Regions from separate parts of the Homo sapiens genome. Here region 2 is linked to region 1. The links are chromatin contacts, found by Hi-C in ENCODE. All regions are on one chromosome and are shown on one strand. The core of a region is the stretch at or near the end of the contact, and the rest is flanking DNA. Distances in the headings are between cores, read along the strand shown.

Region 1 (3,858 bases), core at 869-3,368:
GTGAATTTGATAATCTAGATTGCATAACTCTGAGTCCCCTAACCTCATAAAGCTGCCTATTTTTTAATGCCACAGTTTGTGGGAGGGACACTGAACTGTTCTTCAGAGTTTCTGAGGATTCCTGGGTGAGGGGTGTGTGTCTCTGGAGGGCTCTGTGCTGTAGATGGTTCTCCTGGAGGCCTGGTCTGGCAGATACTGCTCCGCCTCCCTGTCTCCCTTCCTCCCACTAGATGTGACCCCTTTACTCCATTTGCTCAAAGAAGCACTAACCCAGGAACCATCTAACCATCTATTCACTCAGTAGATACTCCTTGAACTCCTACTATGTGCTATGGAGGAGCAGTTGTGAACCAGAGGGAAGCCCCTGCTCTCGTGAAGCCTGCATTCCAGTGGGAATGATGAAACGCAGGCACACGGGACATTTCAGGTACCGGTGGGTGCTGTGAGGGTGATGATGCCATGGAAGATGGGTAGGATGGGTGGTCAGGGAGGGCCCTTCCGAGGATATGACAGTGAAGGTAAAGAAAGAGCCAGTCACGTGAAGATCTGGGGAAAGAGTGTTCCAGGCAAGGGAGCTGTGAGTTCAAGCGTGGTAGGATAAAGAGACCGGGTCATTCAACAAACATGAAAGGAGAGAGTGTGGCAGGAAAGCGTGGTGTGAGATGATTAGAGAAGTGTGCAGTCCAGAGCTAAGAGTTCATAATAAGAAATTTGGATTGTATTCTAAGTACAGCTGGAGGATTTTATGTGGATGCTTGACATATTTTGGTTTATGGTGGTGGTGGGAAGGTCACTCTAGTTGCTGTGTGTGGACTAGGTTGTAGTTGTGGGGAGGAATGGGAGCGGGAAGGGCAGTTGGAGGCTTCTGCAGTGGTTAAGGTGAGAGATGACGGTGGCTTGGACCAGTGTAGTTATCAGTGGCATGATGGCAATAAATAGATGGGGTCACGAGTTTTTCTGGAGGCTCTGGAATTTGGTGGCCAGGTCTTATGTGTACAGAGAGAATCCGCCCATGGATTCAGTGTGGGCAAGAATGGAGTGAGGGAAACTGAGGATGGCTCCTAGGTGTTTTATGGGTTTTAGGTTTTGGCTACCCTCAAATCTAGAAAAATTTGGCAATTTCGGCTCACATAATATATCAGCCTTTTTCTGCCTTGAGGATTTTCTCATTAGCTATGTCTCTCCATGAGCCTCTCATCTTTTCTATGCTCTGGGCTTTCTCTTCTTATGTTCTCTGTTTTGTGGGCTGAATATTTTTGAGCAGGGATGGCATTATTTAGAGCTTTTTATTGGTAGCCTACTGAGTGCTCAAACCTGTGCTAGTCCCTATAGGGAATATGGAAAGACTTCTTGGAGCCATTATTATGCTAGTGTCCATTGTGATGCTCCTGGCAAGGGCATTCTCCTATTCCTATGACCACAGAGCTTCCCCTTCCCCTTTGCCCTGAAGATTCTCTCATGGGACTAGTGTTTCATTGAATAACATGTTGGTTATGTGTAGCATGCTGGTTACGTGTAGCATGCTGGTTATGTGTAGCATGCTGGTTATGTGTGGCATGCTGGTTACGTGTAGTGTGCTGGTTACGCGTAGCATCCTGGTTATGTGAGGCATGCTGGTTAGGAGCTCTAGGCTCAGGATCTTGATTCTGCCCTCTTTGGTTGCATGAGCTGTGCAAGCTGCTTAACATCTTTCAGGCTAACTTTCTATATTTGTAAAATGGGAAACAGACTTCTTAGGAAGATTTTAAGAGATGTCTTACAGGACCTGGCAGATATATGCTCAATAAAAAGTAAACTAGCTGGTGTTGCTGCTGTTGCTCTTACTGTTGTTTTTATTGACTTGAATAAAGGAATCTTGCACCTGTCAAAATGAAACACTACATAGTAGGTCCTGATATTTTGCCATACTCAGCTGGTGATAAGAATCAGAGAAGCCAGCCATTTGAATAACTATGATTTATTGAATTCTTACCATGTTCTAAGTTCTTTATGTATACTGTTTCGTTTAATCTTCACAACAATTCTAGGAGTCAGGTTCAATTGTTATTGCCATTTGATAGATGATGAGGGCAATGAGTCTTAGAGAGGTTAAATAATTTGCTAAAGGCCACACAGCCTGTAAAGTGGCAGAAGCTGGGACCATCCAACTCTAAAGCCCACATTCTTAGACATTAGGGGATATTGAATGAAGTGTGTGTATGTATGGGGGAATTTAAGAGAATATCAAACCATTTGTAGAGTTCTACCCAATATAGAGACCTTATCTAATGTAAGAGAACTCTGAAGACATCTCATTGATTGAATGCTCTCCCCTTCATAGCAACTTCTTCTGCGGCTTCCTTGCCTGGTGCTCCAGTCTTTGAGGTATGCTTGATGGTTCTGAATTCAGATTTGAATCATGTGTCTGCCTGGTTTTTGTACCCTTGGACAGCAAACTTAATCGCCAAGGCTCAGTTTTCTTCCCTTTTTTTTTTTAAAGTGGTTATAATGGTATCTATGCCACAGGCTTGTGGTAAAACTTAGTCTGATGAGATCTGATACATGCTGATGTTTATTGGGCACTTAATATTATTATTAGTGAAACCTGGCTAAATATAACTCTTTGATGAATGTATGTAATTTCAGGGAGTTAGTTTTACTAAAGTACTTGAAAATGTTAATTGATCTAGGATACTTTTATTTCATAGACAACGTATAGGTAAAGTCAATAACAGTTATTTTAGATTTTGTGAATTCTAGGGTAGTAGCATTAGAATGGAAGTTTTATTTCTTTTAATTGGACTACAGCCACCATTCCATAAATCTACTGCACACCTTAAGTCACCCAGTGCTCTTGCATTCATCTTTGTTCATTGCTTGGATGTCAAGCAGTCTGCCTGGAGCTGCTTATAGAGGCCTAAATTTAGAATCTGCCTACCTATAAATAAGGTCCAGAAAGATAGATGACTTCGGTCACCTGAAACTGTTATTAGAAAACACATAGACTAACCTATCAAGGGAATGAGAGGGAGGACAAGAGAGGTAGGCCTAGGGAGAGGGAGGACAGAGCTTAAAAGGAGGGGTTGTGATGGATTGTTTAGCACCTGTAAACAAAGAACTGTGCCTGGGGCTCTCCTGGCTGTTGGAAATCCAGCCCAAATGTTCAATGACTCACTCAATCGTTGTTCAGCTTGTTTAAGTCCATGCCATTTGTACATATGATGGGATTTTATGAGACATTTTACAACAATTCCCCACCAGTGTTTGGGGAAATCATGTCATAAGATTCAACCTTCTTTCTTTTTCCATTCTGAGATGGTTTCTCCTAAAATAGCTTTTATGTGCCCTGAGCAGTTGGCTACTCTGTTTCTACTAAGAAATACAGGCTGGCCTCACTGAGCAGGAGGCCCTTGCATTTGATTTTCAGAAGAGCACATGTATTTGAAAGGATTTCATTGTCCTTTGTGCCAGGAAGCAACAATGTCTGAGTCAGACTCTTCTGGGTGACCAAAAGAAAGACTCACCTTATTGTTTTGTTATTCTTTATAGGTGGTTAAGGGTATAAGCTTTGTAGTAAGATGCATTTGGATTCATGCTCTGCCTTCATGTCTCCCCAGCTCTTATCTTGGGCAAGTTAGAAACCTCTTGGAACTTATTTGTCCATCTAAAAAATGGGGATGATAACGTCATCTCATAGGTTTGTTGTGAGGGTATTTAAAATACTTAGCAGTGCCTGGCACAGAGTTAACCCCTTAATAAATGGTATTGATTATAAGTATGAGGCTGTCTTCTCTGCCTCACCTTTCTCCTTGTCTTATCTAGTAGTTTTGAGTGGCTGGTCTGTGTTTCCTTGTCATATATGATTTACTTCCTTGCATG
Region 2 (3,858 bases), core at 578-3,077, 320 kb after region 1:
TTTGATTAAATATTACAGAAATGTTAGCATCCAAGAATAATAATTTTAAATTAATACACCTTGCAACATTGTCCTAAAGCATTTCCACATACATTTTCTCGCATGGATATTACAATGTGATAATGCAACACTTTGTATGAGTGGCTAAGGATAAAAGGCCTACAGGTAGAAAATGAAAGCAAAAATGCAAAAGTTTTGGCACTGGGGGAAAAAAATGCCTCTACTCTCTATTCACACACAAAAGGCAGAATGAGATTCCACCTGCTGACTTTCCCTTCCTGCCCGCACAGCACTAGTGCTTATGTCAGAACAAGCTGGGAGAGAGGGAGAGACGACAATTTCACCTCTTGGCAAAGCTCAGCTTGCTGAACCCTTTTGCTTTCTGCTGGCTGTTGATTCAGCAGAAACTACTGCTGCAGAATTCATAATGGTGATTTTTAAAGGCCCCACCGATCGCGTTGCTCACCCCACGTGTCAGCCTCATTCGCTGCCCGCCAGAGCACTATTTCCCCAGCCACCTTTTTATTTTTGCTAATGCACTTCCAAAAGGAAAGAGGTTCGCCCGTCTGCAAAGGGCTTTTTGGGGTTTTGATTGTCTAAGCAGGTAACCTGGCCGGCCGGGGAGATGAATGGGCAGGAAATGAAACCTTGCCCTCCCTGCAGCCACTGAGAGACATAACATCGTTTCGCTCAGGGAGGGGGGACCAAGGTCCTACTGGGCCCCTCCCTTCTTATCTCCCCCCAAGACCCCTGCGAACATCTCGGGGAAGGGGTCATCTGCCTTCCTGGGGTCATCTTTCTGGGCGAGAGCCCCACCCTGAAAAAGCCTAATCCCTGAGGGCCATTTTAACTCCCGTGGGCGCCGGGTCCACCTGCTGCTGAACGCCGAGCTCGCCTCGCGGAGCCCGGATGGATGCGAGGTGCACTGGGGCTGCCGGGGCCAGCCGAGCCCCCGCCCCAGCCCTAGGGCCCGGAGGAGTCTCCGCCACTACGCGCCCAGCTGCCCAGGAAGCACAGTGATCCGCAACTTGCGCCCGGCCCCAACGGCGGAATGCGGCGGGGCTGGCGTTACCTTCGGTCGCATAGCTGTGGTCGCGCAGGAAACTGTTGTTGATTTTGCGGGTATCAATGTCCTCCTCCATTGACAGCAGGCTTACTTGCGTGGGAACCAGAAGCCGGCAGACAAGTATCCATGATCCCTCCCCGCAGCCAGTCTCACAGGAGAGGGGGGCAGGGGAGCCAGTGGGACTGCACCATGGTCCGAGCCTGAGGAGGAGACGGGGAGGCGGAGAGAAAAAAAATAAAAACCCGGCAATGGAGCTGTCACCTCCTCCACTCGGGTTCTGCGAGGCTGCGGCGGCTCCTCCCGCGCGGTGCGCTCACTCCAGCTCCAGTTCCCAGCGAGGATGCTGCGCCTGCCTCCGCTGCCTCCGGGTGCCAAGATACGCCGTGCCCCGAGGGGTCTGGTCCCGCCCGCCCGCCCCGGAGGCGCTCACAAGCGGGTCTGGGGAGATGCCCAACAGGTTCCCCTCCTTGGCAGCCGCTCCAAAATGCAAAAAAGATCCCTCCTCCCCCTGGGAGAGCGGGCAGCCGCGACAAAATGGTGCCTTTCTGGACCCGAGCTGCAGTGGCGAGATGGCAGGGACAGGATTCAGGCTTGCCTGGCCGGAATGAGGGTGCTGGTCCCACGGGAGGGCGGCTCCGGCAGGCGGGGGTAGGGAAGCTGGCGGGGAGCTGGGCAGGGCGCTGCAGCCGGCGCCAGCGCACTCACCCTCACACCCACACGCGCGCACTCGCAGCTGCTGCTGCTGCTGCTGCTGCTGCTGCTGCAGGAGGCTGGAGGCGGCTGGTGCATTAAAGGCGAGGCTCCTCCCAACCGCGTCAGCAGCCCCACGACTCTTTCCCAGCAGCAGTGGTGGCCGAGGCAGAGGCTGCGGCTGCTCTTTGCTGCAGTGGGGCGCATGCAGCCGCGAATCGGCACCTGGGCAGCAAGCGACTAGCTTGCAGGTTCAGGTGGAACGCATAGACGCGCTCTTCCAACCTCCTCCCCTCTCGCGCCACTCAGCTAAGGGCCACGTCTACGCTAGCACCCAGAGCCCCTAGCTCCCTGCCTTTCTCCGGACGCCTGAACTTGAGAACAGCAAAGAGAAGTAGGTTCCTTTGGATAGTCAGGAAGTCTACATCCAGGTCCCTTTTCCTCACCCTTATATGATGCATGTGGTCCCTTGGTGAATTTAAAGGGCGAGGTTTGGGGCTCGAAGCTTCAGAAAAAGAGGAGAAAGTGGGAAGTGCCGCTCAGAGCCTATCTTAAGCCCTCTAGTAGGAATAGGAGGGGGATCAGGGGCCAGAACTTTGCAACTGGTTCCCCCATTCCTAAGAGTCAAAATACCTTCTAACTGTAGGAGGCTGGTGTTCAATAAAGCATCTGTGTCTACACAGGTGGAGGAAAGCACCAGACTAGTAAACAGGATCAGTCTGAAAAAGTCCACTCTCCCTTGCAGTTTGCACTTCGTTTTGGACAAATTATTGCAGCCTCTCCGTTAGGTTTTGCTTGTGCAGGAACACCTTCTATTTGCTGTCAGCATGGAAGGTACATTGAAGCACAGAAACATAAGCATAAGAGCCCTGTGCCCACAGAGAGCCACTGCTACCCTGGGGGAATTTCAGGAGTCCAATTAATACAGAAAAGAGACCTGTCTTCCTACTTCAACTAGGAAGAAAATGTAGAATTCCCTCCCCACCCATGTTTTCCCAAATTTCAAACTCTACTTTTGAAAGAAAATGAGATTACTATTGTTATGAAACAACCAAAAACATTTAATGAAGCAACCCAAATCACTAGAAAGCCAATTTGGAAAAGACATCAACCCCAATCAGTAGAAAGCCAATTGGAAACGACATTTCCTAGGTTTCATCTTGTAGAAGGTATTCATTTCAATGGGTACCACTGTAGGGAGAGACATCAGCAAATGTTTTGCTCAGTTAAGCTCCACAAGTTTAGCTAGATGGGCCCAGAGGGACCTATGAGTTAATTATATACATACAATGCTTCGGCTAACACAATTTAGAAAGTATTTGAAGTTCAGAAAAATGGAAAAACAAGTCCTTAACTGAGGTTGGGAATTGTCATTAGATTTCCATGCAGTATGGATACTTCTGGTAGATAGAAAATGACATCTTCCTCATCTCCAGAAATTGACTGCATATCCCTGGGAGAAAAGAGCAGAAATGTTCCTTGACATAGTTATTTTGTGTGTGTGTGTGTGTGTGTGTGTGTGTGTGTGTGTGTGTGTGTGGTGGGGGGAGTTCAGTTCAACTTTCAATAGATTCTATTTTATTTTCATCTAGTGCTTAAGACTTATACACTTGTTTGTTCAAAATCCACATTTAAAATTTTAGTAACAGGTGAAGACGGGTACAAGTTGATTTAATCCACTTCAGTACAAGTTGTCGTGGCTGGTTCTTCCATGGGATGAGCTGTATCTATCACCGAGGTTCCAACATTCAGTCCTTTTGTAGTTACACATTGCAGCTTCTCTTGGATATTGGCACAATTTGGAGTAGGAGCAGAGTGGGGAAAAGCTAAGTTCATCTCTTAGTGAATCAAAATGATGAGAAGACATTGTGCCTTCGGTTGGAATGATCTTAAAATTGTTTCAGGAGGCCTTGGAATAGTATTTGGGAAAATTTCCCCTGTATCTTTCTGAATCAAGGGCTAGATTGGGACAGAGCTGTGTGATGAATCAGGTAGGCCCAGGCTCATTGGCCAGGCTGTGCTTGAGGAATTTTCCATTGTAACCAATGGGGAGAATGTCCCTTCCACAGATCGAGTCTCTGGGTTTATTTATTTTTCTTTTC

What was found. Hi-C counts contacts between places; a loop is a spot of excess contacts on that map. Pooled maps may share reads with other maps.
Region 2: a pooled map shows a loop between it and region 1 (2.3-fold over the local background). The contact joins the promoter of PPP2R2B here to the promoter of PPP2R2B-AS2 in region 1. A Hi-C loop is called at or near these places in 5 of 50 pooled maps.

The regions. Positions count from the first base shown.
Region 1 is chr5:146,561,108-146,564,965 of GRCh38, forward strand. PPP2R2B-AS2 (PPP2R2B antisense RNA 2) reads left to right here and starts at 2,119. Exons shown (of 6, transcript NR_188288.1): 1 at 2,119-2,364.
Region 2 is chr5:146,876,930-146,880,787 of GRCh38, forward strand. It overlaps PPP2R2B (protein phosphatase 2 regulatory subunit Bbeta), which reads right to left and starts at 1,828. Exons shown (of 10, transcript NM_181675.4): 1 at 1,662-1,828; 2 at 1,073-1,266. The coding sequence starts at 1,142.